Linked DNA regions of Homo sapiens: region 1 is linked to region 2. Evidence: read pairs that join two places in POLR2A ChIA-PET (ENCODE). Cell type or tissue: CD4-positive, alpha-beta T cell. All regions are shown on one strand.

Region 1 (4,000 bases), 80 kb after region 2:
TAGGATCCTGGACTTTACAAGCATGCTATTCATATATTTGCTATATTGTATATATGTACTAGGGTACATACTCGTCTGGTTCAACATTAATGTATAAATGTTTTTATACTTCTTTGGCAATATTTAGATCTGTATTTGATTAGTTTCTTGATTGCTAACATGGTTTGCTTTTTTGTTTGTTTGTTTTATTTACAGCACAAAAAGGTTCAACCAATGCAGCACCACAGGAGAGGCATGAGAGCATGCCAGATGTATTAAAAATAGCTCAGTTTTTACAATTTTCTTTGATTCAGTGTCGAAAGGAATTCAAAAATATAAGCGCCATAAATTTTCATTCTGTTGTTGAAAAGTATGTAAGTGAATTTTTTAAGCGAGGTTTTGGTTCAGGTAAACGAGAGTTTATTATGTTTCCATATGATTCACGATTAGATGATAAAAAATTCTTATACTCAGCTCCCAGAAATAAATCCCATATTGATACTTGTTTGCATGCCTATATTTTTCGGCCTGAAGTGTATCAGTTACCTATTTGTAAATTAAAAGAACTATTTGAAGAAAATAGAAAACTTCAGCAGTTTAGTCCACTTTCAGATTATGAAGGTCAAGAAGAAGAAATGAATGGTACAAAAATGAAATTTGGAAAACGAAATAACTCAAGAGGTGAAGCCATTATATCTGGAAAGCAAAGATCATCTCATTCTTTGGATTATGATAAGGATAGAGTCAAAGAATTGATTAATTTAATTCAGTGTAGGAAAAAGAGTGTGGGTGGGGACTCAGACACAGAAGATATGAGAAGCAAAACTGTCTTGAAGAGGAAGCTTGAGGATCTACCTGAAAATATGAGAAAGCTCGCCAAAACCAGTAATTTATCTGAAAATTGCCATCTGTATGAAGGTAAAATATCAGATTGCTCTTATAACAGCCAAAAATAAAGTAGTTCTGTTCTTTCTTGTAGCAGAGGGGCGTATAAATTAAAGCCTGAGGGTCAAATTCAGCCTGTCCACTATTTTTGTAAAGAAAGTTGTATTTGAATACAGCCATGCCCATTTATTTATGTGTATGTAGCTGCTCTCATGCTGTCATGGCAGAGTTGGCACTGAGACTGTATGGCCCACAAAGCCTAAAATATTTGCTACCTGGCCCAGTACAGGAAACACTTTACAATTCCTGCCCTGGTACATCAGATTTCTAAATTGTTTGGTTTAGGTTAACATGACATAATAATACTAATCAGAACTCTTGTCCTTTTATATTCCTTTATTTTTTTTGAGACGGAGTCTTGATGTCTCCCCAAGGCTGGAGTGTAGTGGCATGATCTCGGCTCACTGCAAGCTCCACCTCCTGGGTTCATGCCATTCTCCTGCCTCAGCCTCCCGAGTAGCTGGGACTGCAGGCGCCTGCCACCATGCCCGGCTAATTTTTTGTATTTTTAGTAGAGACGGGGTTTCACCATGTGAGCCAGGATGGTCTCGATCTCCTGACCTCGTGATCCGCCTGCCTCGGCCTCCCAAAGTGCTGGGATTACAGGCGTGAGCCACCACGCCTGGCCATATTCCTTTATTTTTATAGTTGAAGAAGTATAATATCAGAATAGTAGTATCTTTTAGGCTGTTGCATAATGAAAAGGAACCTTCTGAATTTGAAAATAAAATATGCATACACATACTCTTTTCTACCCCAAGAATCCAGGAATATCTTTGGGTTTTTCTTTTTTTGTTGTTCTTTTTTCCTTTGTTTTGTTTTAGTTGACAGAAAAAGATAGACATGTAAGGCGCTTGTTTTAAGTGTGTTTGTTTCAATATTGCAAGTCAGCTAAAACACTTTTATCTAGATTTTTAAGATCTTCACACTACTAGTTGATAAGCACAGAATGAGTTCTTTTGCATTCATAGAAAGTTGACATAACAATCCACGTTTTGTGTTACTGTTGCTCCTCTGATTATGGCAGAACTGAATATTCTTATGCTTTTTATTAAGCAACTTGTCTCTTCAGATTCAGTGTGTCTTAGTCTAGGTTAGTCAGATCAGTGTCTTAGTCTAGGTTAGTCAGATCAGTGTCTTTTTACACTTTTGCTCTTAGCAATCTGTATTTGTATCCTCACTTTTCACTTTCCTGCTCTTTTTATTTATTTATTTATTTTTGAGACAAAATCTCACTCCGTCACCCAGGCTGTAGTGCAGTGGCTCAGTCTTGGCTCACTGCAACCTCTGCCTACCTGGTTCAAAAGATTCTCGTGCCTGAGTCTCCCCAGTAGCTGGAATTACAGGCACGTACTACTGTGCCTGGCTAATTTTTGTATCTTTAGTGGAGACGGGGTTTTGCCATGTTGGCCAGGCTGGTCTTGAACTCCTGACCTCAAGTGATCTGTCTGCCTCGGCCTCCCAAAGTGCTGGGATTACAGTCGTCAGCCACCATGCTCAGCCTGCTCTCCTTTTACTTCTTTTATTGTTATGGTATTCAATGTGGTAGCCACTAGCCATATGTTTTTATTTAAGTTTGAATTAAAATGAAATTAAAATACATTTCAACAACCACACCATTGTATTAGTACAGAGAGAGAACATTTCCATTATTGCAGAAAGTTCTATTTGACATTACTTTTCTTTGCAGTAACTATAATGATTTTTTCTTTAGTTAACCTGTGTGTCTCTTTCTCTTTGCAATGTTGTTACTCTTTGTCTGTGTTCTTTATCTCTTTGGTGGCCTTCCTGACTTACTACCTTCTTGCACCCGTTTCAGTATCATGTTCTTCTCAGTATTGCTTTGCTAATTTGCTACCAATCTCATCTTATATACTTGCTTTTTAAGGCTTTGTTATAGACTAGCCATGTCCAGCCATGTTTCCCACTGTTCTCTCACATGTCTTGGTTAAGGGTCATCTCTCTCTGCCTAGAGTATGTCATGGTCAGTCTTTTATTTCCCTCTTTTTTTTCCTGAAGTAGCTTCCATTTCTTTCAAGCCTTATATCTTTGCAGTTCATATTCTCCTCAGCTTTCTGTCTATTCTCCTTAATGGTCTCCTCTAGTTTATGCTGGATTTGCAATCTGTGCTGAACCTGTTAGCACTTACTGACACATACTGTCTTATCTTGTGACATGTCTTGAGAGCTCTGTTTACTATGTGCTAGGTACTTTATGTATATGAACTCATTTATTAATAGTTCTTGAGTGATAGGCATTATTATCCTAATTTTGCAGATGAGAAAATCATCTCAGATAAGTTAAATAACTTTACCAAAAGTTATGAAGTTAGTGGCACAATCCGAAGTCAGTTCTGACTGACTCCAAAGCATTGTTGACAACAAACTGCTGCATTTCCTGTCACTGAGCACATTATATGCACTCAATAAATAAGATACTTATTTTTTGGTACTGTTTTTGTTGGTAACTAATTCTGTGTATGTGAAAAAATAGTTGTGGGTAAAAATCAGGCTTCATCAATAATTAAAATGATGAGAAAGCCATACTAATTATAATAAACCAAATGAGAAATGGAGCAGAGGAAGAAGGGTAGAATGCTTAACTAAAACTAGTGACTATCAGACTTGCATTTTTAGGTGTTTCTTACTTATTTCTTTTTAAGTAATTTTGCATACTTTGTTTCTGAAGGTAGAGATTTCAAGGTTGTATTCTAACTTTTTTTTTTGTTTTTTTTTTTTTTGAGACGGAGTCTCGCTCTGTCGCCCAGGCTGGAGTGCAGTGGCACAATCTCGGCTCACTGCAAGCTCCGCCTCCCTGGTTCTCGCCATTCTCTTGCCTCAGCCTCCCGAGTAGCTGGGGCGCCCGCCACCATGCCTGGTTACTTGTTTGTGTTTTTAGCAGAGACGGGGTTTCACCGTGTTAGCCAGGATGGTCTCGATCTCCTGACCTTGTGATCCGCCCGCCTCGGCCTCCCAAAGTGCTGGGATTACAGGCGTGAGCCACCATGCCCAGCCATATTCTAACTTTTAAAACACCCTGATCTTGATTTGGTGGTGAGCCCAGTCATTTTATGAGG
Region 2 (4,000 bases):
TACAGGTACACACCACCACATCTGGCTAATTTTTAAATTTTTTGTAAAGATTGAAGTTTCACTATGCTGCCTAGGCTGGTCCTGAACTCCTGGCCTCAAGTGATCCTTCTGCCACAACCTCCTAAAGTGTTGGGATTACAGGCGTAAGCCTCTGAGTCTGTCCAAGAACTCATAATTCTAAAATCTGTTTTCTCAAGCATTCTCTATTCATTCACTTATTTATGTGTTCACTTTTAATAACTCTATCTGGAATCCATACTATGTATAAAGTCAAGTGGTAAGTCATAGTTGTTATAGAAAAGAAATGTTGAATCTCACTGCTAATATAGGTAACTGTTGAGGAACTTGAGGCTAAATAAAAGAAGGCAAATTTCACTTTGAAATTCTTACTGGAATTTCAGTCTACTTTAATTAAAATGATTAGTACTCTTTCTAGTCTGAGCACAGTGGCTATACCTCTAATCCTAGCAGTTTGGGAGGCCAAGGCAGGTGAATTACTTGAGCCCAGGAGTTCAAGACCAGCCTAGGCAACATGGCAAAACCTCATCTCTACAAAAGCACAAAAATTAGCCAGGCTTGATGGCATGTGCCTATAGTCCCAGCTACTCAGGAGGCTGAGTCGGGAGGATCCCTTGAGCCTAGGAGGCAGAGGTTGCAGTGAGCTGTGATCACACCATTGCACTCCAGCCTGGGTGACAGAGTGAGAACCTATCTCAAAAAAGAAAAAAAAGATTAGTACTCTGTCCCACAATGAGTGAGGTTTTTTAGATGAAAAGGCTAAACATTTTTAAGCTGTTAGTAGCCAATTCTCAATAGCACATTGGCCCAATAAGGCTGGTAGTTAGTCTTATCTTTACAATAAGCTCTCACCATTTTCTTTTTTTTCTTTTTCTTTTTTTTTTTTTTTTTTTTTTGAGACAGTCTCGCTCTGTCACCCAGGCTGGAGTGCAGTGGTGCGATCTCAGCTCACTGCAAGCTCCACCTCCTGGGTTCATGCCATCCTTCTGCCTCAGCCTCCCAGGTAGCTGGGACTACAGGCGCACGCTGCCACGCCCGGCTAATTTTTTGTATTTTTAGTAGAGACGGGGTTTCACCGTGTTAGCCAGGATGGTCTCGATCTCCTGACCTTGTGATCTGCCTGCCTCGGCCTCCCAAAGTGCTGGGATTACAGGCCTGAGCCACCACGCCCGGCCAGCTCTCACCATTTTCTTTAACATACTGTTAATTCCCAAATTTGGCAAGATATTCACATAAATAAATATAAGTCCAAATTTTTTCCCAAATGCAAAGTCGCTTCTCCTAATTTTTTTCTTCCTCCTCCTCCTCATCTTTTTTGTCCGTCCTCTTTTCTCACTGCTGCTTTGGCTATTCCCTCTGTTTTTCACTCCTATAATTGTACTGACTGTCAATGCTAAAGGATGTATCTTACAGTATATTAGAAGATGTTTGTACTGACATTTTGTGGGTTAGTACAAATGAGTGAGGGCTAAATGGTTTTTCTTCAGTCAATTTTCAAGATGTTATTTCACATACAACTAGATGTAATCCTTGCAGTCTAAATGAAAACTCATAAGCAATGAACAGAGCCAGAACTAGCAATTTTCTGTAAAATTAGAGCATGGTTTCAGCTTCTGGGTTGTGGTCACCGCCACTGACTGCTTTAGTTTCCATTCCCAGCACAGTCTGCGGCAGCTAAGAATGCACAACTCTTCATAACCACAGCCCTGTTTCAACAAAGACTGTGTGGCTGCAGGAAACTGCAACCCACCATCTTGGTGAAGAGCCTGTTCAACTTTCCATTTACATTCTGTCCATGTCCGTTTTTTACTAATTCTCCCAAAGCCTGAGGACTCTCAAAGATTTGGCAAAGAAACTGTCTGGCCAATCAGTTTCACTCACCTGGTTCCCCTTGGCATTGAGGAGAGAAGACACTGAATACCCCCCCTTATTGATGCAGCTGATTCAATTAATTCACACTAGCTTGTTTATTGACAGAATTCTAGAACTACACTATTGGAAGGGAAGAGGGTTACCCAAGCCCAAACCTACCAGTAAAAATCTGACAATCATCAAAATTTAAAACCTTGTCCGCATGAGCACACAGTGAGAAAAGGTGACCGTATTCACTGTACCTGAAGGGTATTGAGGGAAACAAGTTGGAAAAAAAAATGCTCATGACATCATATCTCCTTTCTCCAGGCTTGGTTCATATATCAGTCAGCTGCACAGACCTACCTAGTCAAAGCAGTTTTCAGTTGACGTGAGGGAATAGCAAGGAATTAGAAGTCATGCACTGTATCTTTAAGAGCTAATCACTTAGCCTAGGAAACTGGACATGCATTCCAAAGCTTGTCCACATGCAAACATACCTAGGTATTAATGAACTGTGCTCTCTCATCTGTGAAAGGTTTGAAAATGACATCCTACAAGTGTTTTATTCTCTGTTGCCAGGGACACTGGACCCTTCAAGCCCATTTAAATGTGAGACTGTATGTGAAATCACTTTTTAAAAAGATACTAAGAGCTAGTAGTTTTCATTGTTATTTAATAATCACTTTTAAATTTGTACATGTTGCCCAGGCATGGTGCCTTATGCCTGTAATCCCAGCACTTTGGGAGGCCGAAGAGGGCAGATCACTTGAGACCAGGAGTTGAAGATCAGTCTGGCCAACATGGTGAAACCCCGTCTCTATTAAAAATATGAAAAATTAGCTGGGCATGGTGGCAGGCGCCTGTAATCCCAGATACTCAGGAGGCTGAGGCACGAGAATCACTTGAACTTGGGAGGTGGAGGTTGCAGTGAGCACAGATTGCACCACTGCATTCCAGCCTGGGTAACACAGTGAGACTCTGTCTCAAAAAATAAAAAAAAATAAACCGTACATGTGAAATTTCTCAAAAGTGTGGCCTTGGCCTGGGTCTTTTTCATTCGTTGTACTATATACCTGGAGAGACTTTTCAATCCAGATAATTTGGAATTTTTTCTTGTATTTTTTTTTCTTACATATTTTCATTCCCACAATTTTCTATTTTCTCTTTCAGGAATTCCAGAAAGAGAGATGAACCTTCTGGATTTTATGCCTTAACTTCTGGATTGATTTTCAAATAGTCTTAATCTCTTTATTCTTACTTTTTATTTATTTATATTTTGTTCAACTCTCAAGGAGATTTCCTCACCTTTGTCTTCAGATCCTTCTATTAATTTGAGGAGAGGGTTGCCATCAGTTTTTTTTTCTACTATAAGTTTTTCTATCATTCTTTCTATACTTAAAGCACCCTTATTTTTATTTAATGAAGGCAGTGTCTTCTCTGAACTCTCAGAAGATGTCACAGTTCAGTTGAATTTTCCTTCATCTTTCATTGTTTATCTGGGAATAATAATGGTAATTAATAGGATTTGGGGGAGGATTCAATGTAGTAATACATCCAAAGTACTTAGAATGGGCCAGGCATGGTGGCTCATGCCTGTAATCCCACCTGTAATCCCAGCACTTTGGGAGGCTGAGGCGGGCGGATCACGAAGTCAAGAGATCGAGACCATCCTGGCTGACATGGTGAGACTCCATTTCTACTTAAAATACAAAAAATTAGCTGGGTGTGGTGGCGTGCCCATAGTCCCAGCTACTCAGGAGGCTGAGGCAGGAGAATTGCTTGAACCTGGGAGGTGGAGGTTGCAGTGAGCCGAGATCACACCACTGCACTCCGGCCTGGCGACAGAGCGAGACTCCGTCTCAAAAAAAAAAAAAAAAAAAACCTTAGAATGGGGCTATGCCCCGTATTTTTGTTTACTTCTCCAAATCCACTATGCACCCTGATTCACTCTTCTGTGTGTACTTCATCATGGGCTCTCCTGCCTGACGTTTCTGGTTTGGTTTGGCCCAGTGAAAATCCTGTCATTATATCAGTGAGAGGGAGAAGAGTGAGTTTAGAGTATTCATTCCTCCAGCTCCCACCTGGAGGATTTCCTTGGGCTGGTTGCATCTCTTATCGTGAGGTCACA

What was found. ChIA-PET counts read pairs that join two places held together with the same protein. Peaks named below come from ENCODE experiments on the same cell type or tissue, not always from the same donor. Only the 100,000 strongest peaks of a DNase experiment are listed, where the experiment ranks them.
Region 1: POLR2A ChIA-PET joins it to region 2 with 5 read pairs; 2 of 35 experiments call an interaction of 5 or more read pairs at or near these places.

The regions. Positions count from the first base shown.
Region 1 is chr3:56,643,419-56,647,418 of GRCh38, reverse strand. It overlaps TASOR (transcription activation suppressor), which reads left to right. Exons shown (of 24, transcript NM_001365635.2): 14 at 196-897. Among named protein-coding and RNA genes, the nearest start is that of TASOR, 38 kb to the left of the region's middle. In CD4-positive, alpha-beta T cell, no CTCF peak of the experiment used is centred here; no DNase peak of the experiment used is centred here.
Region 2 is chr3:56,723,106-56,727,105 of GRCh38, reverse strand. No RefSeq gene overlaps it. Among named protein-coding and RNA genes, the nearest start is that of TASOR, 42 kb to the right of the region's middle. In CD4-positive, alpha-beta T cell, no CTCF peak of the experiment used is centred here; a DNase peak (open chromatin) is centred at 1,695; H3K27ac peaks cover 1,149 bases.